2 separate regions of the Homo sapiens genome follow, and region 2 is linked to region 1. A link is an interaction called in ENCODE POLR2A ChIA-PET data of the cell type or tissue named here. Cell type or tissue: Panc1. All regions are shown on one strand. Each heading gives the region's core, and the rest is flanking DNA. Links, peaks and the distances in the headings are about the cores only.

Region 1 (4,384 bases), core at 308-4,307:
TGGTGGGACGGCTGCCCCCTCTCTCTATCTAAGATGACCCACAGGCTCTAGGGCAACCCCCCAGTGCCAGGGGATGATCAAAATCACCACGGGAATGAGAAAGAGTTGGAGATACAGAGAAGGAGAGTGGCAAGGAAAAAGTTCATAGAGGGAGTTGCCACTCTCAACAGAGGGCTTAAGCAGAGAGGACAAGGACACGCTCATTCACCAATAGCAGTGAGCAGTTTTGACGCCAGGCACTGGAGAAGCAGCAGTTGAGCTTAGTTTCCCAACCTGAGCCCCTGTGTGTCCATCCAGTGCTGGGTACTGGGGAGACAAAGCAGGCATGACCCCTGTCCTCCAGTTCAGCCTCCACCCCAGGAAACTAAAACAAGTACACAAAAAACCTGAAAACACCTGGCAGAGAGTGGCAGGTGCCCAGAGGCAGTGAGAAACAAAGATTTGCTGGACAGCTGGGTGTTGTGGTCAGAAGTCAGCCCTCTGCCCCCTTGATGAGAAAAGGGACATTTGTGCTGGGCCCTTTATGTAACGCTGCCTCACTGACCCTTCACAGCAGACTATGAGGTGGGGTGTGTCTCCCCACCACAACCCCCTGCCTCCCGCCCTATCCCACATTAGAGTTGAGGAAATGGGTGCAGCTCTGAACCTTGCCCAGGGGATCCATTGGCAGATAGTGGAGCCAGGATTAGAACCCAGTACTGTCCCTCCTGAGCCTGGGTGCTCTGCCATATGGCTGCCTCTCATCTCCCCACGCCTGATTCCCCATCTGCAAAAGGATAGGTTGGATTGGACAATCCCTACACTTTTTTTTTTTTTTCTTTTTGAGATGGAGCCTCACTGTGTCGCCGAGGCTGGAGTGCAGTGGCACGATCTCGGCTCACTGCAGCCTCTGCCTCCTGGGTTCAAGCGATTCTCCTGCCTCAGCTTCCTGTAGCTGGGATTACAGGGGCGCACCACTGTGCCCAGCTAACTTTTTTGTATTTTTAGTAGAGATGGGGTTTCACCACATTGGTCAGGCTGTTCTCGAACTCCTGACCTTGTGAATCACCTGCCTCAGCCTCCCAAAGTGCTGGGATTACAGGTGTGAGCCACCGCACCCGCCCCAGTCCCCACAACTCTTGCTGGGTCTGACATCTTAAATGGATTTTGAGGTTCTGTGGAAGAAGCTGCACTGGAGCTCAACCTTCAAGAATAGGCAAGGTTTGCACACATGGAGACCGGGGGAAGGGCATTCTGGGCAGAGGGAACTGTGGGCAAAGGCAGGTCACATCCCAATGTGGATTAGAAGATAAAAGCTCAGAGGAGACAGAATGGGGAATGTGGAGCCTGACTGATCTGAGAGCTGTGGCTGATGGGACGGGGAACAGAACGGGTCAAGCAAGGAGGGGGCCTTGGCCCTGTGCAGACATCTTCTCTGGGCCTCTAGATGGAAAGTAGAGCCAGACAGACTGGCTCCACGTTGGGCCCTGTGGGCTAAAGATCGACCCTATCAGACCCTGGGGACAGGGGTGGGAGGGTATGAAGGGCCCTCCAAGGTGTTCAGGATTCTCGAGTCCCTCTCCCCTCCCTACTCCCTCTCAGGCCTGACCTGAGGCCAAGAGAAATGTCACAGGTCCTCCAAGGTTACGCGGCTAGGGCCTGACTGAAGCAGGAAGCAGTTTCCAAGGCCACCATCCAGCCGGGGTCAGCAGGCATGCCCGGGCCTGGACCAGGCCGCAGCTGCTCTGGGCTTTGTCTCTTCGTGTCTTGAAACCTCGAGAGGTCACTTGATCTTGCCTGTGACTCTGAGCAAGAGGCCTTACGTCAGGGCCCAGCCAGTCCTGCCCTGACTCTTCTGGGCACAAGTTCTTCCCCACACTCTCTGAGGCCATCCTCCCTCTGATCCTATCTCTTGCCACTCCTGCAGCCATGTTTAGGCCAGGCCTTGTTCTGAGCCCTCATTTCCTGAAAATGTAATCTCTCCACGACCATACCGACTCACCCTTCTTCTTTCTTATCTTCCCACGTCCCAGAGCAGGGCCACGGAACTGGAGGGTGGTGGCTGGGAGCCTGCCTGTGGACACAGATAGGCCTCTATGCACAACCCAGTTCCATCCCTTACCAGCTAGGTGACCTGGTGAGTCATGTCACCTGATGAGTCACGTCACCTCTCTGCATCTCTTGTGAGAATTAAATGAGATTACACGTGAAGCCCTTGGCCAGGTCCCTGGTACACAGTGAGCACGTAGTCAGCGGCTGGTGATGGGTAGGTAAATACCCGACAGAGGCTGAACTCCGGGGCCTCTGACCAGCCTGTGTGAGTCACACACCTCCAACCCTCGCCTCTTGTACCTTCATGCAGGACCATAGAGCCGGCCCTCCCTCGCCTGTGCTCCTCCTAGGAAGGAGGTTGTATTCTAGTGTGGATTTGGGGCCTTGGGGGAGGCTTTGTGATAGCACCTAGTTCTTTGCGTTAGCAATTGGGCCGAGTCCTCCCTGGAGGACCCAAGGACAAAATGACCCGGCTCAGCTAGAAATGCTGTCATCACAGTTATGCACACCAGTCCTCTCCCCCACTGCAAATATGAAAAATATTTTCTTGTGACTGTAATATGTCATGATTTTTCCCCTGGCAGTTGTGCCATCTTTGTCAGCATAACCTTTGCTGCCATAGTGCACTGCGTTTGTGCTGGAAGGCTGGGGGAAGTAGATAAATTCTGTGTTCACACACATGAGCTAGTGACCTGCTTGGGGCCAGGCATTGTATCCAGTGCTGCAGGTATCACTGAGCAAGACACACAGTGCCCTGCCCCCACAGGGCTTGCAGCCTTTTACAGGTGTTTGTTTAAAACCTCCTTGCCAGGCGCGGTGGCTCACGCCTGTAATCCCAGCACTTTGGGAGGCCGAGGGAAGAGGATCACCTGAGGTTGGGAGTTCGAGACCAGCCTGGCTAACGTGGTGAAACCCTGTCTCTACTAAAAATACGAAAATTAGCCGGGCATGATGGCAGGTGCCTGTAGTGCCAGCTACTCGGGAAGCTGAGGCAGGAGAACTGCTTGATCCCGGGAGGCGGAGGTTGCAGTGAGCCAAGATCACACCACTGCACTCCAGCCTGGGTGACAAGAGCAAAAACTCTGTCTCAAAAAAAAAAAAAAAAACCTCCACATGGGCCGGGCACAGTGGCTGATGCCTGTAATTCCAGCACTTTCAGAGGCCGAGGCGGGCAGATCACTTGAGGCCAGGAGTTTGAGACCAGCCTGGCCAACATGGTGAAACCCTGTCTCTACTAAAAACACAAAAGTTAGCCAGTTGTGGTGGTGTGTGCCTGTAGTCCCAGCTACGTGGGAGGCTGAGGCAGGAGAATTGCTTGAACCCTGGAGCCGGAGGTTGCAGTGAACTACGATCGTACCACTGCACTCCAGCCTGGGCGACAGAGCAAGACTCCGTCTCAAAAAAAATAAAAAATAAAAAATAAAAATCCTCCACATGAGCATCACTCTCTAGAACAGGGCCTGGGACACTCCCATGAGAAGGAACAGGGACCACCCTCTAAAACCGTTGTGAGCAGGGCAGGCAGCAGGAGATTCCTGGAGGCAGGAAATGGGTCTTGACAAATTTGAGACTTCAGAGGCTTTAGCTCTAGCTCAGCCACCTGGGTTTCTGGCCCCACTCCCTCCCTGCTCCAAGCACGCACCCCACCCCCAGCCCCCCAGTTCATTCTCCCCATTATGGCCACCAAAGTGCTTGGGTTTTGTTGTTGTTTTTTTTTTTTTTTTTTTTTTTTTAGCATTTTTAGATGCACAGTGTCTGGAGTCCCTAAAATATTTATTGGATGAATTGATTAAAACACATCTGCTCCTGTGACTCCATTGCTCTACACCTTCTGATTGCTTCCTTCCCTCTCCAGCCTCCTTCCTTGCCTATAAAATCAAGGCCCAGCTTCCCAGCATGGTATTCAAGGTATTCCAGGCTTCCGTCCTGGCACCCAACCTTTTTTTCAGCCCCGATCTTCCTCACACACACCCTCCCTTAACAGCCAGGAGCATGTGTGGAAACAGGAGGGAGCTCTGGGAGGGCTGGCTCCCAAAGGTGCCCCGTGCTTTTGCTGTTCCTGGCCTGGGTGGCCCTTTCCTACCCCATCTCCCACCTGTCAGTTCCTATCTTTCACTCAGACATCACTTCCTCCAAGAAGCATTCCAGGGTCCTTCTCAGGTCCAATTAATCTCTCACCCTCTCTGCATCCGTGACAGCCCTTCCTGGGAATGCCCTCCTTGCCACGCCACCAACTCCTTTAGGGCAATTACTCATCTCTGGGCACCGTCCTCCCCTCCCCCACCCAGTGTCTCATCATGCCTGGGACATTTCAGGTTTTTTTGTTTTTTTTTTTTTAACTTGAGTTGAAGAA
Region 2 (4,384 bases), core at 123-4,122, 490 kb after region 1:
CTGCCCTAGGACCTGCCCCACCCCTACGCCATCATGGCTGGGAGTCCACCCCTACCCCGCCATTGCTGATTGGACCAGGGATGGGCACCTGACACGGCTGAGCCAATTAGATTCTGTCTGCCAGGAAATTGGAGCAGAGACAAGTCTCTGGTACCAAGTCTAGCTGTGCTCCACAGTGAGAGCCCATGAACCCCCGCTGTTAGCATCCACAGGACTGCCCTGGTCCCTGCCCTTCCTGGGCCTTGGCTCTTCAATTTCCCTTTGTACTGTGACGCACTCTGGCACCCTCCCACTGGATTCCACTTTTTTTTTTTTTGGAGGTGGAGTCTCGCTCTGTCGCCCAGGCTGGAGAGCAGTAGCGCAATGTTGGCTCACTGCAAGCTCCGCCTCCCGGGTTCAAGCACTTCTGCCTCAGCCTCCCAAGTAGCTGGGACTACAGGCGAGGCAGCTGGGACTACAGGCGCATGCCGCCACGCCCGGCTAATTTTTTGTATTTTAGTAGAGACGGGTTTTCGCCGTGTTGCTCAGGCTGGCCTTGAACTCTTGAGCTCAGGTAATACGCCCACCTCGGCCTCCCAAAGTGCTAGGATTACAGGCGTGAGCCACCGCGCCCGGCCTTGGATTCCACTTTTGGCTGAGTTGGCTTCTGTCACTGGCCTCCAAAAGAACCTTCACTGTAGCTGGCTGGTAGAGTGAGATGAGGATAGAGTTAGTGGGTTCAAGGTTGTCCCTGTGGTCTTAAACTGGGCTGTCCCTAAGAAATGGGCTCATCTAGTCAGTTTCCTGAGGAAACCATGAAATGCCAAAGGCTGAGGCTGTTGTTGGAACAGCTGTGGCAGTCGCTGGAGGACCCCTTTTTGCTATGGCCAGAACAGGCTGCTGAAACACAGAAAGTGCCAGTGAGTGAGGGGCAAAGCAGGAAGTGAGCCACTGGGAAGTTGGTGGGGCCTGCACGGGGCATCTTCCTCATCCTTCTTCAAACACAGAGCCCCTCATGGATAGAAGATGCTTAAACCCATTTATGCCTAGTGTTCCATTATTGGAACACTAAGCATGTGGGAGTTATTTATATCCTACTGCTCAAGGGCACCGCCAAGGTCTCATTGCAAAAATTCAAAAAATTGCAACCTCAGGCATAAATGGGTTCTCTTAGGTAGTTCTCGGAGGCATGGGAACCACTGAGTATAAAGTTTGAAGATTTACCTGAAGATTAACCCAAAGGCTGGTGAGGTAGCCAGCCTCCAAGATGGCCCCAGCAACCCCTACCTCCTGCTAGTTACAACCTTGTGTGGTCTTCTCTCACATTAAATAGGGTTGGCCTGGGTGACCAAGGGAGTACAGCAGGAGTGATAGCGTGTGATTTTCAAGGCTAGGCCATAAAAGAGATTGGTGGCTTCAACCCTGCCATGTTGGAACGCTTCCTCTTGGGGAGGGCAGCCACCATGTTGTGAGGATGTACAAGCAGCCCTGTGGAGAAGCCCATGCGTGAGGAACCAAGGCCGCCTGTCATCAATCAGCACCAACTTGCCAACTATGTGAGCTGCCTTGGGAGCAGATCCTCCAGCCCCAGTCAGGCCTTCAGGAGTCGGTCATCCCAGCTGACATCTTTTTTTTTTTTTGAGATGGACTCTTGCTGTCACCCAGGCTGGAGTGTAATGGCGCGATCTTGGCTCACTGCAACCTCTGCCTCCTGGGTTCAAATAATTCTCCTGCCTCAGCCTCCTGAGTAGCTGGAATTACAGGTGCGTGCCACCATGCCTGGCTAATTTTTGTATTTTTAGTTGAGAAGGTGTTTCACCATGTTGTCCAGGCTGGTCTCAAACTCCTGACCTCATATGATCTGCCCGCCTTGGCCTCCCAAAGTGCTGGGATTACAGGCGTGAGCCACCACGCCCAGTCCCAGCTGACATCTTGACCACAACTTTAAGAGAGACCCTGAATCAGGGCCACCCAGCTAAGCTGCTCCTGGATTCCTGACCCTCAGAAGCTCAGTGAGAGGATAAATGTATACAAATGTATATTGGTTTTGGGGTTTTTGTTGTTGTTGTTGTTGTTGTTGTTGTTGTTGTTGAGACGGAGTTTCACTCTTGTTGCCCAGGCTGGCGTGCAGGGGCACAATCTCGGCTCACTGCAACCTCTGCCTCCCAGGTTCAAATGATTCTCCTGCCTCACCCTCCCGAATAGCTGGAATTACAGGCATGCACCACCACACCCGGCTAATTTTTTGTATTTTTAGTAGAGATGGGGTTTCTCCATGTTGGTCAGGCTGATCTCAAACTCCTGACCTCAGGTGATCCGCCCGCCTTGGCCTCCCAAAGTGGTGGGATTACAGGCGTGAGCCATCATGCCTGGCCAAATGTATATTGTTTTAAGCTGCTAAGTTTGGGGATGATTTGTGCCCTACGAATAGATCTCTAAAATACCTGAGGATAAGAATGTGCTGGGCTTGGAATATCTCCAGAAATCACTCATAAAGGCGGTAATGGAGTGAGGCTGTGTGGCCCAGATTTGCCTCAGTGGGACTTCAGGCACCAAAGGCAGCTGTGCAGAGCCCTCCACCTTCTCCTGTATCTGCCCCTTTGGAAACGGAGGGAGGGAGCCCACGCCATAGGACACGGCTGCTAACATTCCTGGCCCTCTCAGGTGCACCCTGCTTCATCAGCATAACAGCCAAATTAAATCCACAGTTCCTCTGATATTCAGAATACTAGTGTTGTAGGAGTTATTAAGAAATTATTTTAGGCAGATAGAGAGGAAAAGGAGTCCTTGGAAAGTTTTTGTTTTTTAAAGCATCTCCAGAAAAGCCTTTAATATGCAAATGCAGGTCATTAGAAACTGGGTCCACCCAACATGGCAATTCCTGCAGCCTTCTTGCTCTTGCCCCACATGTTCCTGGCAACATGGCTGCCCCCACATATCCCCACGTGTGTAAAACATCCTGGCACCCTGCATTTGCATATTAAAAGGCTAGGGTGGGAGGGCCAGCTTTTTTGCGGGCTAAGTGAATGACAGGCCTGGTCAAACCAATCCCCTGAGCCCCATGCAAATCAGACACCGCCTCCTCCAGCCTCTGTATATATACCTGGCTGGTTTGCACCCCACTTGGGGTTCCCTCTCTCAGCTTTGGAGTCCTCCTCTCTCTGTCTCTGTATGGGGGAGCTTCTTCTTTCTGCCTTCTCCCTTCTTGCCTATTAAACTCTCCACTCCTTAAAACAACTCTACATGTGTCTGTGTCGTTTTATCTAAACCAGCATGAGAACCAAGGACCCTGGTGTTCCTCCAATCATCAGAGCCATATCACCAGGATTTCTGAGTGCCCTTCCTATTGGTGGTAGAAGGTCCAACTTTTCTTCTCCTGAGGGAAGTCCAAGGATCCCAGAGTGTCTGACAGTCTAAACGAGGCCATCCTGATCCGTTTTTCCCAGCAAAGGAAGAAACCAAAAAATCTCATCTAGACCTCTGAGGGCCTCAGCCTTCCCCAAACCAGAAATTCCAGCAGTTTCTCACAGTACATCTGAGGAAATGAAATACTGCCTTTACAAAACCCCCAGGGACCCATCCTGATGGAATAACTTTGGGATATTGTTGTGGTTGGACTATTTGTCTCCACCAAAACTCATGTTGAAATACTTTTTTCTTTTATATATGTGTGTGTGTATATATATACATATATGTGTGTGTATATATACATATATGTGTGTATATACATATGTGTGTGTGTGTGTGTGTGTGTGTGTGTATATATATATATTTTTTTTTTTTTTTTTTTTTTTTTTTGAGATGGAGTCTCGCTCTGTCGCCCAGGCTGGAGTGCAGTGGTGTGATCTCGGCTCACTGCAAGCTCCACCTCCTGGGTTCACACCATTCTCCTACCTCAGCCTCCCGAGGAGCTGGGACTACAGGCACCTGCCACCACGCCCGGCTAATTTTTTTGTATATTTAGTAGAGAAGGGGTTTCACCGTGTTAGCCAGGATGGTCTCGATCTCCTGACCTCATGATCCGCCCGCCTCAGCCTCCCAGAGTGCTGGGATTACAGGTGTGAGCCACCGCGCCCAGCTCTTTTATATATTTGAGACAGGACCTCGCTCTGTTGCATAGGCTGGAGTGCAGTGGCACAGTCATGGCTCACTGCAGCGTCAACCTCCCTGGGCTCAGGCAATCTTCCCACCTCAGCCCCTGGAGTAGCTAGGACTACACGTGCATACCACCATGCCTGGCTAATTTTTTTATATTTTGTCAAGATGGGGTTTCACCATGTTGCCCAGACTGGTCTGGAACTCCTGGGCTCAAGCAATCAGCCCACCTTGGCCTCTCAAAGTGCTGGGATTGCAGGCATGAGCCAGTGCACCCAGCCTATGCCGAAATGTAATCCCCAGTGTGGCC

Evidence for each region. Peaks named below come from ENCODE experiments on the same cell type or tissue, not always from the same donor. Only the 100,000 strongest peaks of a DNase experiment are listed, where the experiment ranks them.
Region 2: POLR2A ChIA-PET joins it to region 1 with 10 read pairs; 3 of 35 experiments call an interaction of 5 or more read pairs at or near these places.

What each region holds. Positions count from the first base shown.
Region 1 is chr1:27,540,382-27,544,765 of GRCh38, reverse strand. The region is part of intron 8 of AHDC1 (AT-hook DNA binding motif containing 1); the gene reads left to right. Among named protein-coding and RNA genes, the nearest start is that of WASF2, 52 kb to the right of the region's middle. RefSeq lists enhancers at 1,232-1,749, 1,750-2,268. In Panc1, for the core only: no CTCF peak of the experiment used is centred there; DNase peaks (open chromatin) are centred at 2,195 and 4,265; H3K27ac peaks cover 3,294 bases.
Region 2 is chr1:27,048,417-27,052,800 of GRCh38, reverse strand. All of the region lies in intron 5 of LOC101928391 (a long non-coding RNA gene), which reads right to left. Among named protein-coding and RNA genes, the nearest start is that of TENT5B, 38 kb to the right of the region's middle. RefSeq lists enhancers at 1,532-2,347, 2,348-3,165. In Panc1, for the core only: no CTCF peak of the experiment used is centred there; no DNase peak of the experiment used is centred there.